2 separate regions of the Mus musculus genome follow, and region 2 is linked to region 1. A link is a loop called in an ENCODE intact Hi-C map of the cell type or tissue named here. Cell type or tissue: heart. All regions are shown on one strand. Links, peaks and the distances in the headings refer to the core of each region. The heading gives the core; the rest is flanking DNA.

What was found. Peaks named below come from ENCODE experiments on the same cell type or tissue, not always from the same donor. Only the 100,000 strongest peaks of a DNase experiment are listed, where the experiment ranks them.
Region 2: a loop joins it to region 1, with 2.8 times the contacts of the local background. A loop is called at or near these places in 9 of 42 quality-filtered maps.

The regions. Positions count from the first base shown.
Region 1 is chr1:119,459,501-119,467,833 of GRCm38, reverse strand. No RefSeq gene overlaps it. Among named protein-coding and RNA genes, the nearest start is that of Gm46145, 9.8 kb to the right of the region's middle. In heart, for the core only: a CTCF peak has its summit at 4,234 (motif pointing right); no DNase peak of the experiment used is centred there.
Region 2 is chr1:119,915,800-119,924,132 of GRCm38, reverse strand. It overlaps Cfap221 (cilia and flagella associated protein 221), which reads left to right. Exons shown (of 24, transcript NM_001115074.2): 24 at 506-793. The coding sequence ends at 614. Gm28209 (a long non-coding RNA gene) reads right to left here. Exons shown (of 3, transcript XR_003948701.1): 3 at 5,620-6,725. Among named protein-coding and RNA genes, the nearest start is that of Tmem177, 6.8 kb to the right of the region's middle. In heart, for the core only: a CTCF peak has its summit at 4,676 (motif pointing left); no DNase peak of the experiment used is centred there.

The DNA.
Region 1 (8,333 bases), core at 137-8,136:
CTACCCGATCAACCGCCTCCTGCCCTGTGGTAAAGCACACAACCCGATCAACCGCCTCCTGCCCCGTGGTAAAGCTTTTGAAAGCTGTATTTCCAGAGATGATCTTAGTTACTTTTGAAGGGAGTGTTTTTTGATTCTCGGTTCTTTTTTAAGCTATGATTTTTACTCAAGTACCTTGTGGTCTCTGGTTGGCAGCCATACTCTGAGGAAGGAAGAGAGTTTGTTAGGAGCTCGGAGAACCCATGCAGAGCTGTCAGGATATTGGGGTGAATGAGTAGAAACCCAGCCATGGTTGCTGAGGACCCCTAAGGGTATAAGCTCTGCGTGGTGGTCCCTGCTGCCTCACCCCCACCTTTCCTCAGGATCCCAGCAAAGCACTAGTCACGTGTTACCTAGTTGCCCTCCTCGCACGCTCCTCCCCCTTCAGGCCTCTTCGCTGTTACACTGACCTTGTTCTTGATGCATGTCTGCAATGAATTCCGTTTACTCCCCCACCCCCACGCATTCTGCTGACTCCCCTCAACTCTCACCCTTTTCATCCCTGCTTCCCACCCCCAGCCCCTGCACCCCCAGTTCTCTCTACCTGCCCTCTGCTCTGCTCCATGACTTTGGCTTTGTTGTGACCCCTGTGGCTATCTATATGAGCACTGGGTTGGAGCTATGCATCGGCACTGGTGGAGTCACCAGTGGACTCACGACTGAAGGCAAAGACAAAGACTCCCCTCTCCTGCATCTAGTCGTAACAAATAGTTGGCTGTGAAGATGGGTCTACCCACCCCCAACCTGTCTTCTGCCTACCTCTGCCTGACAATTTTTTTTTGAAGCAGGGTCTCACTGTGTAGCCCAGGCTAGCTGGGAACTTACTATGTTTAGAGATCCATTTGCCTCCACCTCTCAGGTTGTGGGATTAAAGGCATGTGCCACTACCCTGACCCTCAGCCTGACTGTGGACAGGCCTGCTCCTGTGCAGACCCAGCACAGGCAGCAGAAACAGCTGCCTGGACATCCAGATCACAACTGCTGTCTCTACGCCAGAGGATGGCATTTGGAAGCCCCTTCCATACCTTCCAGCTCTTGGAGTCTATGTTCTCTTCACACCACCCCTGAGGGTTAGAAGGGCTTGGTGATGTGTTTATAAAAAGATACAAATAAAGAGAATATGTTCTATGGATGTGTGATGAGTTATGGGGGATGGGATGTCTCAGTGGGCCCATGCCAAGACATCCTTTTCCCCTGAGGGACCAGCCGCACAACGGTATAGTATAGAAGAGAGTTTATTCAGGGCATGAGGAAGGGCATTAAGAGGGTAGTAGAGGCAGAGAAAGACAGACAGACAGACACACAGAGAGAGACAGAGAGAGAGAGAGAAGAGAAGAGAAGAGAAGAGAAGAGAAGAGAAGAGAAGAGAAGAGAAGAGAAGAGAAGAGAAGAGAAGAGAAGAGAAGTAGAGGTCAGCCATGAGCATGTGGAGAGAGGGGGAAGGGAATACAGAAGGGAAGGGAAGGGGGAAGGGAAGAGACCAAGAGGGCAAGAGAGAAGCAAGAGAGCAAGACAGCAAGAGTAAGAGAGGAAAGAGCAAGAGGCAAGCAGTGTGACATGTGGTTGCTGGGATTTGAACTTCGGACCTTCGGAAGAGCAGTCGGGTGCTCTTACCCACTGAGCCATCTCACCAGCCCCCTTGATTGTATTGTATTGTATTGTATTGTATTGTATTGTATTGTATTGTATTGTTTCTTTTAAAATACAATACAATACAATCTCATTGTCTGCCCTAGAACTCACTCTGTAGATCAGGCTGGCCTCAAATTCACAGAGTGCTCTCAAGTGCTGGGGGTAAAGGCACGTGCCACCGCCGCCGCCGCCACCACCACCACCACCACCACCACCACCACCACCACCACCACCACCACCTGGCTCAAGTCTTCTTTTTAATGTTTCGTTGGAGACAATGACACTCAGTCTTGTATTTTGTCCTGGTTTCTTTTTTTTTCCCCCAGCAACTGTTTCCTCTTGGCAGACCCAAGTGGAGGGACCAGTGCCTGGCCCCTGGGCATGCTCATTTTAACCAGAGGCGCCATGGCAACCCTTTGCCTGTAGGAGCTGAGCTGGGGCTTGATTTGCAGTCAAGTGAGGATGCCTTGGGTTCCCTGGGGCTGGTTTCATTCGTCCCCTTTCTCTGTCTGCTGCAAGGCGGTGAGTTGATTACCCATCTGCAGTGCATGCTTGGGACCTCTCCTTCCTCCGGACTTTTGTAGCTATTTCGTTTCTGTTCTGAGATGGGTTCATGAGGCCCAGGCTTTGCTCTGATTCCGAGACTCTCCTGCCTCTATCTGCTGCGTACTGGGAGCAGAGGCATGCAACACCATGGCTGACCGGCTTCCAATTCTGTAAGTAGCTAAAGATGACTTTGAATTCCTGATTCTCCTGCCTCCATCTCCCCCATCCCCCAAGTGCTACAAGTACAGATGTGCACCATTATACTGAGTTTGTGCAGTGCTGGGCGTGGAAACCAGGGCTTCCTACACTGTAGGCAAGCATTCTATCACACTCCCATCTTGTTAAGTAATTCTTGTGTATTTTCAGTAGTTACAAGTAGAAATGCTCTCCTAAACATCTGACTTACTCAGATATAAGCAAATATATAAAACAAATAACATTGTAAGTTTAAACCTACTGTAGAAATGTAATGACAGACTGCTACTGCCTCTCACAGATAAAACCTTGGTTTGGGTGAGGATTTGGAGACAGGATGACATCTTGGTCCATGTTGCATCTTCACTTCTACATAAATGCAAACAGGAGAGGGTGACAGTCGAGTGTGGGAGACGTTGGGGGTTGGATTCCTGCTGTAGGGATTCACAGTGCAGGGTCTTCATGTCCCAGGGTGGTGGCCAGGACTGCCATGTATTACCTCTGTCCTGTGATCAAATCCCTAACAAGAGAAATATAAGGAGGAAGGGTTTGCTGGGGCTCACAGCCCATTCTGGTGGGGAAGGCACAGCAGCAGGAACCCGAGGCAGCTGCTCCCAGGGCACCCACAGTCAGGCAGCAGAGAGATGGATACTTTGGGGGTGTTCTCTACTCTGTTAGCCTAGTCTAGACAATCCCTTATAGACATGCCCAGAAGTTTGCGTCCATGATGATTCTAAAGTCCATCAGGTTGACAACTGATTAGTCACACCAGCAATCCCTCCAATCTTAATTAGCATCCTGCACTGTGCAGATCAGTTCTTCTATTAGAGAAAACAAATTGAGGGCTAGGCAGGTGACAGAGTAGGTAAAAGGACCTGCTGTTCAAATCCTGAACAGGTAACAGGCAGAGCATAGCTATGACTGTCTCTAACTGCAACACTGGGAGGAAGCAGGGGTGGGGGTGGGGATGGGGATAGGAGGATCCAAGAACTTGTGGGCCAGCCGTAATAGTGACCTTCCGCTCAGTCAGAGACCCTGAGAATAAGCCATAGGACAGTAGTTGGTGATATCCAGCAGCATCCTCTGGTCTCTCTCTCTCTCTCTCTCTCTCTCTCTCTCTCTCTGTGTGTGTGTGTGTGTGTGTGTACATGGCACAAACCCAGCACACCTATATACATGCAACACACACACAGACCAGATTTTTATTTTACATTATTTTGATGTGTGCTTAAATCGTTTTCACCTTCCAGAGACACTCAGATTAACACAGGTAAAGAAAATAAGACTCCCTTCCCCCTTTTTGTCTTCTATGGGTAAATTCCAGCACTTCCTTAGACACAGAAAGAGGGATCCATATTCCTGAAACCCTGGCAGTGCTCTTTGTAATGTGATCCCACCTCCACCAGCAACTTTCTGCCTCCAGCCCCTGCCCACCCTGTGTGGGTGTGTCTAGGCGCTATCTCAATACTTCCTGCAAGTGAAGGTTGGAGATGCATATTGGTATCTTCTTCCACCCTATTTTATTTTTAAGTTTTAAAAGCTGTATGTATGTATGTATGTATGTATGTATGTATGTATGTATGTATGTATGTATTAATAGTGGGGAGAGGCATATGCTATGGCATGTCTTTGGAGTGCCAGACGACAGACAGCTAGCCAGAGCTGGCTCTTTCCTTCCCCATATGGGCTCCAGGGATCCAGCTCAGGTTGTCTGGCTTGGTGGCAAGGACCTTTCCCCTCAGAATCACCTTCTGATTTTTCTATCTTCTATGAGTGGTGTTTTGCCAGTATGTATGCCTGTGCACCATGTGACTGTAATGCCAGAAGAGGCCAGCAGGGGTCTTTAGATCCTATGGAGAGGGAATTAAAAGTGAAGGGACAGACACACGCTGGTGCTGAGAATAGCCTGGGTCTTCAGAAAGAACAGCCAGTTCTCTTAGCTGCTGAGCCATCCCTCCACCCTCTAAGCCATTCTTCTGGGATGGGGCTTTTCAACTGACCCTATAAGAGGTATAAACTGATGGCAGGACCATTTGAAGAGGAAGGTTTTATTGTAGATACAAGAGAGAACAGGGTGTCAGGCTTAGTTAGCTGCAAGTGTCTACCTGACCTGAGTCATCTCAACAGCCCTGTTTTCTTTTCTTTTTTCTTTCATTCATGCTCTCTCTCTCTCTCTCTCTCTCTCTATATATATATATATATATATATATGATCTCGTTGCTGTCTTGCTAAATATCTGAGAGTGACCTTGACCTCCTGCCTCTACCTCCCAGGTGCTGGGGTGGCAGTGTGCACTCCCACACCCTGATATCCCCCCTTATAACCTTCTGTCCACACTCTGTTTCCCAGCTGCACATACTGCAGGCACCCAGTCCTCGTAGATCTGGAGATCTGAGCATCACCGCTGTCCCCCCACTCAGATCTCATCTTAGGAAGAGCTAGAGGTTAACTTTTAACCTCCACACATACACACACACACACACATATACAAATATTAATTATTTAATTAAAGCCAAGTTTCCCACCTTACTTCCCAACCATTTCTGCAGTTCTCTTCTTCGTGGGGCTCCTAGAGTTCTCTTTCAGGTCCTCTGCCTGTCTGACCTCAGCTGTGCTTTTAACGTGTGTGCCTCAGCCACTCAACATTCTGATGCTCCACATATTTCTGGCTCTGCTCACTGTGAGCTCCCTGAGCCGGACACTTGCAGAAAGAGCTGGTCTGAGAGTCACCCTCTAAGCAGACACCCTTCTGGGAAGACACCGTCCAGTTCCTAGTCTCATCTGGGATGCCACACCATGCTAACAACCTGGACTCCTCGTGGTCACCCTGAGCACTATTCCTCTTGGAAGTGTTTTTGGGAGTCCCTGCTCTGCGGCCCTCTCCTTCCAGATTCTCTCTTTGCTCCTCCCCTACCTCCCTCTTCACCAGCCGCTCTAACCTCCCTCCAGCTGCCCCATGTGTCTGTGGTTCCTGTCTCTACTCTCACAGTGCCGTCCTCTGTGCCTTTAAAGGGGACACTGACGCCACAGCATTTTTCATACAAAAAAGACACATTTGGGCCAGGAGGATGGCTTAGTTGGTAAAGTAGCTGCCATGCACGTATGTGGAGTAGTTTGAGCCCCAGAACCTACATGCCAGCCCAGCTTATGTGTCAAGCTCTGGGCCAATCACAGAGCCTGTCTCAGAAAATAAGGTGGGTGGTTCTTAAGGAACAACATCTAAGGTTGACCTGTGGCTCCCACATACATGTGCACAGTGCTCCGGGACATGCATGAACATGCGCACACATGCGTGCACATAGAAGAATGCCACACACACCATGTCCTGGCTGTCCTGTTTTTGTTTTATGGGCTGGAAGATCTTTATCTTCCAGAGTGGAGTTTGCTGTGGCAGACAGCTTTAAAAGTTGACATTTCTTTCCTTTTATTTAAAGAAGTATTTGTGTGTGTTTGTGTGTGTGTGCGCACACGCGCGTATGAGTGCATAAGTGTGCATGTGTGTGTATGAATGCACACATTAGAGTGAGACAGTGGGTTTCCTGCCCTGTCACTCTCCACCTCAGTCTGGGAAGGTTTCTTTCTCATTGAATCTGGAGCTAGGATGGCAGTCAGCAAGTCCCAGTCATTCTCCTGCCTCTGCCCTCACAGCCCTGGGATTGCAGGCTCCTGCTCTCCTACACAGCCCCACGGAGGATTTCAGGTCTGTGCTGGGAATGTGCTTTTACCCACAGAGCCATCTCCTGAGCCCGAAGGTGACATTTCTTCTCAAGTGCTATCCTAAACTATCTGGGTACTTGTCTCATCCCGAGAGGACACCCACAGAGGGCTGTGCAGTCAGGGTTTGGGGAGTGGGCGCAGCAGAGGCCCCACAGGAGATGCAGAGGGAGGCTTATCTTCATATAAAAGTTGCCCATCACCTAAACCTGGAAGTCACCAGTTACCTCCGGCTGCAGCCTGCTGACTGGCTGGATGTGAGAGGTGTAGAATCCAGAGGGCTGGCTCCACCCGTAGCCTTCGACTGCAGAAGACTCAGAGCAGCTTCCTAAAGCTCTGTGTTTGGTGGAACTGGGATTCTAACTTGGGAGGTGCCTGCAGCAGACAGTGGGGCCAGGCTGCACCAAGCAAGTGAGTAAGTGGAACACAAGTTTTCTATGCTAGGGTGAGGGCCTTCGGGATGCTTTCAGAACCCTGGTCTCATATACCCTGGTCTTATATACCCGAAGATGGCCACAGGAGCGAGTGTTACCATGAAGGCAACGAGGAACTTAAGTCTTTGCTAATGCAAAGAGAACGAGACTCTGGTAAGTTTTCTATTTAGCAAAGGAAATCACTTCACTCTTCTATTTTGAGACAAGGTCTCATGTAGCCCAGGTTAACCCATGTGTAGCTGAGGACGACCTCGGACTCTTCTGCTCTTTCCAGCTCTACCTCCCGAGTGCTAGGATTGCAGGTGCTGACCACCAAGCCTGCTTTATGTGGTGCTGAGGAAGGAACATAGGCTCCATGCATGCTAGGCAAGCACTCTACTGACTAGGCTACACCCCTAACTAACTCCATCACTGCTCAACACAGTAAGCAGAGGACAGGTGGAGAAAGTGATGATGATGGGTCATCTGAAACCTCTGTCTAGAGAGGACGCTTGTGGTATACACGAACTCTTACATGGTGCTTATCAAACAGGACACAGCCCCCCACCCCCGCCACCCCCCACCCCCACCCCCCGCCGAGTCAAGGTTTCTCTTTGTAGCCTTGTCTGGCCTCAAACTCAGAGATCCACCTACTTCTGCCTCCCAAGAGTTGGGACTAAAGTCATGTGCCGCCACTGCCCAACACACTTCAACTGTTTTTATTTTTTCACATTTTAATTATTTCTTGTGTGGGTGGGCATCTGCCTGTGTTGGCCCACATGTGGAGGTCAGAAGACAACTAATGGGAGTTGGCTCTCTCCTTCTGCCATGTTGGCCATGGGAATTGAACCCTGGTTGTCAGCCATCCATATCCCCCCCCCCCCCAATTTAAGCATCATGTCTTCTCTGGGACTTCAATTGTACTTGTTTTGTAAGCTTCTATTTCTGAGTGGCTTTTCAGAAGCCTGTTCTACATAGGCTGGAACAAAGCCCTGTTAGTAGGGTATTCCCCTCACATGGGCTCCATTCCCAGCATCCCCGCTCGGCATAAACTGGCATGGTAATTCATGCCTGCAATCCAAGCACAGATGATGAGGTAGAGGCAGGAAGTCAATGTGAGGCCAGCCTAGAATACAGGGAATGAGGATCAGAGAGAAGGAAGGGAAGGAGGGAGAAGAGAGAGAGAGGGGGGGAGGGAGGGAGGGAAGAAGGCAGGAAGGCAGGAAGGCAGGAAGGCAGGAAGGCAGGAAGGCAGGAAGGCAGGGAGGGAGGGAAGGAGGGAGGAAAGGAGGGAGGGAGGAAAGGAGGGAGGGAGGAAGGAAGGAAGGAAGGAAGGAAGGGAGGAAGGAAGGAAGGAGACCTATTTTGTAGGGAGAGATTCCAACACACTAAGTCTTAAGCCTGGCTGAATAGCAGCAATGGTTCTTTAACTAAATTTGAGTCTGTGAACCCCCGACTCTATACTTGGTGTGGAATCTTTGCCGACTTTCCCATGTGGATAATATTTTTGTCCTAGTACTACAATTTCAACTGAACTCTAGGGCTGTGGTGCAGAATACTAGTTCTGCATGTGGGAGGCCCAGATGCACTATCTAGTGTCTCCTGTGTGTGTCTGTATTCCCAGCTCTGAGCTCATCAGAGAAGTTCAAGATGAGCCTCAGCTACTTAGTGAGTTCAAGGCCTGCCTGGATGACATAAAAACCTTTATCAAAAGCAAACAAACAAACAAACGAACAAAAACTCCCCATAAGTTTTTCCATTTAGTGCCAGGAAATCATGGGCCCCACACCCAAA
Region 2 (8,333 bases), core at 272-8,271, 460 kb before region 1:
GCACGCCTTTAATCCCAGCACTTGGGAGGCAGAGGCAGGTGGATTTCCGAGTTCGAGGCCAGCCTGGTCTACAAAGTGAGTTCCAGGACAGCCAGGGCTATACAGAGAAACCCTGTCTCGAAAAAAAAAAAAAAGTTTATTTACTTGGCATGTGTGTGTGTGTGTGTGTGTGTGTGTGTGTGTGTGTGTGTGTTTGTGTGTGTTGGTTCTCTTCTTCTATGATTTGGGTCCGAGGAATCAAAACCCCATCTCAAGTCGGAGCAGCAACTGCCTTTACCCACTAAGTTATCTCTCCAGCTTCTAAATTCTTTTAAAGTATATTTATTGATTGATTTTGTATGCATGCATGTGTATATATGTATGGGCCTTCATGGGCCATGTGGGTACCAGGGATGGAACTCAGTCTGTCAGGCTTAGGGTAGCGTTTGCCTACAGACCTATTTAGCTGGCTTGACTTTCATGTTTTAATATCTTGGTATATCTTTATTGCGTTTCCAATATCCAGGGATTTCAAAGACTCCACCCAGTTACCAGAAAAGGTGGGAGAAAGGGTGCAGGAGGAGATGAAGAATCTGCGAAGCAAAGCTCTCAACACGTACCTGATTCTAGACTAAAACCCACTGGTGTGCCCGTTGCTCTCCTTGCCTTCAAAGGTCACTGAGGTCCTCTGAGTTCATTTACATTCAAACCACTTTTGGAATTAAAGTTTCTAGAGACAAGAATTGAAATGCAGATGCCTTGCTCTAAACTATATTTTTTCTTTCTGAAAATAAAAATATGCTGTTATGATGACCATGCTGAGAGATTCTTAGTGCAAGCCTTTGTGCTGGAATGAAGCCTTCTCAAACAAGCCAAGAGTCAATGTGGCAAGGGCCAATGGCCTGGGGCTGGGGGAAAGGCTCAGTCAGTCAAGTGCTTCCCTTACAAGCATGAAGACCTGAATTTGATCCCAAGAATCCACACAGAACACTGGTTTAATGGTACAAACTTCTAATCCCAATGCTGGTAGGCAAGAAACAAGAAGAGGGGATCAATGGCCAGCCAGTCTAGCCTACTTGGTGAACTCACTAGCCTGTAGTGAGGGACCTAGTCTCAAAAAACAGTGTGGCCAGGGTCACAAGGAATTATGCCTGAGGTTAGCCTCTGGCTTCCATACACATATGCACATGCACTCATGTGCACACACACACACACACCACTAAGAGGCTAAGACCCAGGCATTCCTGTTGCAGTTTCTGGGTGTTGTGGTGTCAGATGGATCTGGGAGGGATGTGACCTCCCACCTCTGCCCAGAATTCTCTGAAAAAGCCACATGAGTGAGAACACTGGCTGCCGGGGTAGCTGTGCTCAGAGCAGAGCTTGGCTAGCACTGACCCTGGGATAGCCATCGTTAGACAACTAGAACTCACAGGTGTACTTGGAAACATCTGTACAGCATTTGGAACTTAGGGAACTCCCAGAAGCACATGGGGGAGGAACAGGGGTGGGGATGTCATGGCAAAGATGCCAGGAATTCTGGTAGCCAGATCTTTGTTGTGTTTGTCAATGAGATTCCACTCATATGTGCAGGTGAGGATGGTTGATGGTGTTTGGGTTCTGTCATACACATAATTATCCAATTGTGATAGGACGATGTGGTAGTTTGAATATTCTTGGCCCAGGGAGTGGCACTATTTGGAGATGTGACCTTGTTGGAGGAAGTGTGTCACTGTAGGTTTGACTTTAAGACCTTCCTCCTTACCATGTGGGAGCCAGTCTTCTCCTAGCAGCCTTCAGATGAAGATGCAGAACTCTCAGCTCCTCCTGCACCATGCCTGCCTGGATGCTGCCATACTCCTGCCTTGATGACAATGGACTGAACCTCTGAACTTGTAAGCCAGCCCCAATTAATGTTGTTCTTATAAGAGTTGCTGTGGTCATGGTGTCTGTTCACAGCAGTAAAAACCTAACTGAGATAGATGTATTCTGTTCCCTTCTCTGTTCATGTATGTATGTATGTATGTATGTATGTATGTATGTGTATGTGTGTATATGTATGTGTGTATGTATTATGCAATTACATGTCTTGTTGCTGCAACAAAATACCCGACAAAGTGACTTAGGAAAGAAGGTTTCACTTTGGCTCATGGTTCCAGTGACTAAAGTCTGTCATGGCAGGAAAGATATGCCATCAAGTGAGGAAGGCATGGTGGCAGGAGCATGAGGCAGCTGCTCACTTGGCATCCACAATCAGGAAGCAGAGAGGTGAACGCTGGTGCTTCAGCTGTTGCCAGTCTTTCTTGGACCTGCTGAAAGGGCTCAAAAATCGCTGAAGGAAGACCCCAGACTCAGATAATGTACAAACTAAAGACCATTTATTCTGCAGAAACAATCAGGATGCAGGGGTCAACCATTTTTCAAACTGGCGACCTGAAGTAGAAACTTCTAGTTTCTTTGGAAAGCTAGTGATATCAAATGGTGTTTTGCTGGGGCACACAGGTGAAAAAATAAAAAAGTCTTGATAAAGCAGACACGTAAAAGACTGTTTTCCTGAATCAGACACTGGTGAAAGGATATTTTGTTGGAGCAGATACATGAAAGGACACAAGATGAAGGAATATAAATATGACCCACAGACAGTGGGAGGCAGGCACTGAGCTTTGGTTTGGTTTGCTCTGCCTCGCTAGTCTTCACTAATGACAGGCATGTATTGGTTCCCCTTACATAGCATTGTTGAGGTCAATTTGTGGTAACACTGTCATTGAGAGAAACTCACCAAGAACTGCTCATGAGTTTCCTGCAGCAGCCTGCTACTTCCACAGCCTTGCTTGGGGCCTGTTGGTGAGATTGGCAAGGGCTTCTTTAGCATGAACTACAGCTGCTGGTTCATGCCTGGTGTCTGCCTGCTGAAAGGACTGGTCTGCAGCTGCTAAGTTGTATTTGTTGTTTGCTACGGGACTGAGCTGCTAAGGAAGAACACTGTAATCTCCCCCAAAGAACTATTGCTGAACAGGTCCACTTCCCCGATATCCTAATAACTTCTCTACTACCACTACTGGGAGATGGGCTAGAGGAGAGGTTAAACCCTTATTAAAAGTAGGTTGCAAGAAATGTATGCCTACACTGACCCCAGACAAAGGCTCTCAAGCCTTCTTATAGGGAACCTGGTGAACTCTCTAGAAGGATTAGGTAATCTAAAATTTCATTGGTGGGTGCTAGGGAGTCACAGGTAGTCAGAGGTCTGCATTCCTATGTCATGACTGCTTAACCATAGAATGAGATCTGGTTGCCCAACACAGATGTCCCATTCTGAGATAAGCTATTTCCCCATCTGTGTGGTTATCCCCCAGATTGTCCTTTGGGAGAGGGTTGTATGACCTTGTTTCTGGGTTTTCTAGTCTGTTCTTGGAACTGGATGGTGTCTTGTGGCCTAGTTCCTGGACCTTATGGCCTGTTCCTGAAGCTGCTGCTTTATGGCCTTCTTTTTGAAATCTGGCCTGGTCTTTAAATGGAGACTAATGGGGTTTATTTTGTCCTCTCACCACCAGCTGCAGAATAAAGACACAGAGGCTTTATAAAAGCTTAGGCACTATAGCAGGTCTGCTTCCCAGCTAGCATACAAGTCAATTAACCCAACTATCCTAGTCCACCTCTGCCTCGTGTCCCGTTTTCTCTCTCTCTCTCTCTCTCTCTCTCTCTCTCTCTCTCTCTCTCAGCATGTCTGACCTCCTCTATGTCATGCTGGTGAATCTTTGGGCCCCTGATTCTTCCCATAGTCCATATCTCTCTCCGGAAGTCCCACCTTGTCTGTCAGATATGTATTAAACCAATCAAAAGTGAGGAAGATGTATGTTTACAAAATATGGAGCCAGGTGATGAGCCATAAGAATGACAATATATAAGTCCAGCCACTGGTCATCTCTTTACCTGTACAGAATCAAGACTTGGATAATATAGAGACAACCTTCACACAGTGCAACAAAATGTTACCCCAATGCTCAGCTCGCATCCTCCTTTTTACTCAGGCTGGGACTGCAGCCCAAGAATGGTGATGTCCACTGTAGGATGGTTTTCTCATCTCAGTTAACTTAACCTAAATAATCCCTCTGTAAAGAACCTGGTATAAGAGACATGCCCAGAGGTTTGTTTCCAAGATGATTCTAAATCCCACCAAGTTAACAAACAAGACTAGCCATCAACAATATGTATTTATAAATTGTCAAAAATCTCTCTGTGTCTTACACAAACACACACACACACACACACATACACACACACACACGTGTGCGCTGACATTAATATTAATTCCAGGACATGACATTAATTCCAGGACATGTACGACTCACTCCTCTGGAAAGGACAGCCATTGACTGTCCGGAGACCACAGGAGTCCAGCACTGATCAGGATTCCTTCAGGTGACAGGCACCTGCAGGGCGGCCCCTCAGCTCCCATCCCATGGAGTGAGTGGTCTGTTCTCCTGAATCTGTTTGGCAGAGTAAGTTGGCTTCCGCTGTGTCGAGGATGTAGCTCAGTTGGTGGGGTGCTGTGGAGCCTGTGTGAAGCCCAAGTTCCATCCCAGCACTGCATGGATGGGATCCTACATTTATTATGTCTATTTAGCCTCTGGCACCACAGAGGACATCCATAGTGGAATGGTTACATAGACCATGTTGGCGGTCTTGTGCCCTCTGGTGGGTGCTACAAGAAATACATCTCTTGCCACCTCAATTTCTACACCAACCAAATCCAGATCATCAGAAGAGCTTTCCCTACCCCCTCTTCAGATCTCCTATAAATGAAAAGAGGCAGGGAAATGTCACCTGCGTTTTATTCTGCAGTCAATGCCATGGATAAAGCTCCTTCGTTGCAGCCGTTGGCCGTGTGATGTTCAGAGGTTCCCTGGGTTCAGTCACTAAGTTCCTTGAGGAGCGTGGATGTGACAAGGGCATCTTGACTGAGGGACTGGGAGTCTCAGGTGCATCACTTGCTTCTGAAGATCTGGCAGCTTGCTTTTTCTTACACTTACTAATGTTTTTTTTCTTTATGCTTACTAACATTATCTATTAGATTTAAACTAGGGGCTGATCAGGCTACAGTAAACTGTACCCTCTAGAGAACCTGTCTGAATCTATAACAGGCTTCTCAGTCCTCAGCACCAGGACCCCAGAAAAGAAATGCTAAATTCCAGACCGGAAAGCTCAAATTAATTCCACCTGCAAGCCTCCTGTCCCCCACCCACACCTCCCTCACCTGTCCTCATAGTCTGGGATCCCCACTGCTGCAGCCTCCTGTTCACCCTATACTCCCCAGCCCCCACCCATTCTCATTGTTGATTCTGGGATCCCTGATCTCAGAGAGAGAGGGAAAAGTCTTCTGAGAGCTTGGGAGTCTACCTAGCAGAGGGTCTGTCTAACTCATAGTTCTGAAGGCATGGAAGTGCGCACCTTTAATCTTGGCAGTCAAGAAGCAGAGGCAGGCAAATGTCTGTGACTCAAAGCCAGCCTGGTCTCCATAACAAGTTTCAGGCAAACAAAAGCTACAGTGAGACCCTGTCTCAAAAACAAAACAACAAAAGCAAGCAACAAACAAAGCAGACAGCACCTGAGTGAACAGAGAAACTAACAAACGAGAACACTCCGTGGGTAGAAAACAGAAAGGTTTACTGGGGATCCAACAGTCAAGGCCACCTTTGGTGGGGTGGGGGAGCAGAGAGAAATACACAAAGAGCAGGAAGATCTGAGAGAGCCTGTGGGTCAGCATCCCGAGTCCAGGTACCAGCAGGAATGATGAAGCAGAGCCTGGAACGGATGCGGTGTGCAGGGACCTGCAGGTTGGGAGTTCCAGGGTGTGGGGATGGTGACGTGAGGGTGGGGAGCGGGGAGGGGATTCTCTGAGGGTTTCAGAGTTACAGTTCTTTTAGACAGTACTCAATGAAACAGCTTTCTCAGCTGAACTTCTGTGAAACAGCTTGTGGGCATGTACTTTATTCAGGGTTGATGAGGGCTATATATGAACCTTGAAGAGTGAGGAGGAGTTTTCAGGGTGAATGCAAGTCATTGGCTGGAACTGAACATACTGGAAATGTCTCATTTGCATGGAGAGTTGGTCCAGAATCTCAGGTACTTGCTGGGCAGATCCTTGTGGGGGGTGGGGGGGAGAAAGTTGAACCTGTAGGTTTGTCAAGGGCTACATGACCTTCCTCAGGTGTGGGTTCAGGCACTCTAGATAAAGTCAAGCAGAGAAGAGGGAGTCCTACTGGAAAAGGGACTCCTCCATTTTGTTTCGAGTTCAGAGCAGCTATCTAGATATGGTAGCCTGAGACCTTAAATAGCAGTGTTTCCCAACAACAGTCAGCAGGTTGGGGATCTGAGCTGATACAGGTTAGGAACTAGGTGTCCTCACCTAAGGTAGTAGACCTTTGAGGGAAGGTCAGGAGAGGTTCTGTGACAGGGCAAGACAGTACAGAGGCTCCTCCATCTTTTATCCTTGCTAAGGCTATTTTAGGTTTAACTAGAATTTGATCTCCTTGGTAGGAAAAAAAACCATGAAAAATCTCCCAACTTTATTCTAGGAACCTGAGGTCAAGATGTCCCAGAAAATGTATCTTAGCGTCTGTTAAATTGCCTGGTGTGTGACCCTCCCTGACCAGTTGTTTATCTTCGCTTCTGTTGAATGACTTGCTTCTGTAAAACTCCTTCCAGCAGCTGTCAATTGAGATACCAGGATGTAGGGGATGGGGGGTTGCCTTAAAAAAAAAAAAAACAAAAAAAAACTTACTCTAAACACTCAACCCTATACTTGGGTCTCAAATACCTGAGTATAATCCCAGCCAGCTGGAAGAAAGACTTTCAATTGGCTGTAAACTATGTCTGAGTGTTCATCTCTGGCTCCTAGTAGCAGTTCCTGGAAAACAGGAACCAGCTTGGGAAATGTACTTCTCTTTTAAACAGAAAGTCATCTTTAGGTTTGTTTATCTGACAACAATCCTGTTTACTGTGCTGCAGTCCTTCTGTTTGGAAAAATGTCACCAACACTGCCATTTATGAGATGGGGGGAGGGGTGTGTGTGTGTGTGTGTGCGTGTGTGGAGAACTATGTCTGAGGTTGACCTCTGACTCTGGTCTCCATGAACATGCACACACAAACACACAGAGTAAGAAACAGGCCAGGGTGGCGCCGAAGTATGCCCAACCACGAGCTGCTCAGCCAGGACAGCGACATTCTCTCTCTCAGAAAGTGCTTGCCTTTAAAGGGTCTCATGTTGTATGTTGGCTTGGCCAGCTTCCTTTGGAGCTTTGGAAACTGCTCAGCAAGTAGACAGCACTTGCCATGCGAGTGTGAGGACCAGAGCTGAGCTTCCCAGAACCCGTGCCAAAGCCTGGTGGGCATGGTAGCCTGCCTGTAACCCGTTCCATGATAGGTGTAGACAGGGCTTCTCAGAACAAGATGGCTTACTAGACTACCAGACTGGCAAACTCTAGATTTAGTGACAGACCTTGCCTCAATCAATAGGTAAAGAGTGACTGAGGGATACACCTACCATCAGCCTTAATCCTTGGCATGCACACATGTACATATATACATGCACATCCACACACATATAAACATGCACACACACACACATGTATATACACATACATACAAAAAATTTTAAAAACAAAACCTTGAGGTGCATACAGAAAGTAGTCAGAGGGCTCTAGCCCCAGTAACCAACAGTGGTTATCTTACACAAAGTTATAAACCAGCCTGCCTCCATCTTAGGCTTGAAAGCCATCTTATAGTAAAGACAAACTAGATTCATTCTTGTTTATAATTAAATATGTTTTTCAAGGATAGGCCCATGCCACCTGCAACCTTAGCTACAAATGGTTTTTTCACTGCCTTTTCTAAGGAACAGCAACCCTTTGTTTCAAAGGGTTATTATAACCATAGTTGTATAACTATTGTTGTGATCGCCTACAGCCATGTGTTTGCTTCAGGAGGTCGTTGGTGACCTGCTTGCTGTGTTTATATTCTGCTCCCACAGCCCCGCCTATTTGCCTGCCAAATCCCCCCTTTCGAAACCTCCTGCTCCAGGATCATAAAAACCCTTACCTGACCCATGTCCAGTGCTGATTTCTTGACCCCTACCTTTAGGGAGAGACAGCCCATGTACATGGATAAAAGTTTGCTTTAATTAATGTGGCTATAGGATTTGGGTCAGTGGCCTTTCTCCTTGCATTTGAGGGATTAACAAGAGACACAAGCATACCCCATCCCAGATACAGCCCAATAAACACAGGACTCTTTATTAAAGCCTTTTGCATATGATAAATAAGATAATTAATGGTTTCATTATGGTTATGATATTTCAC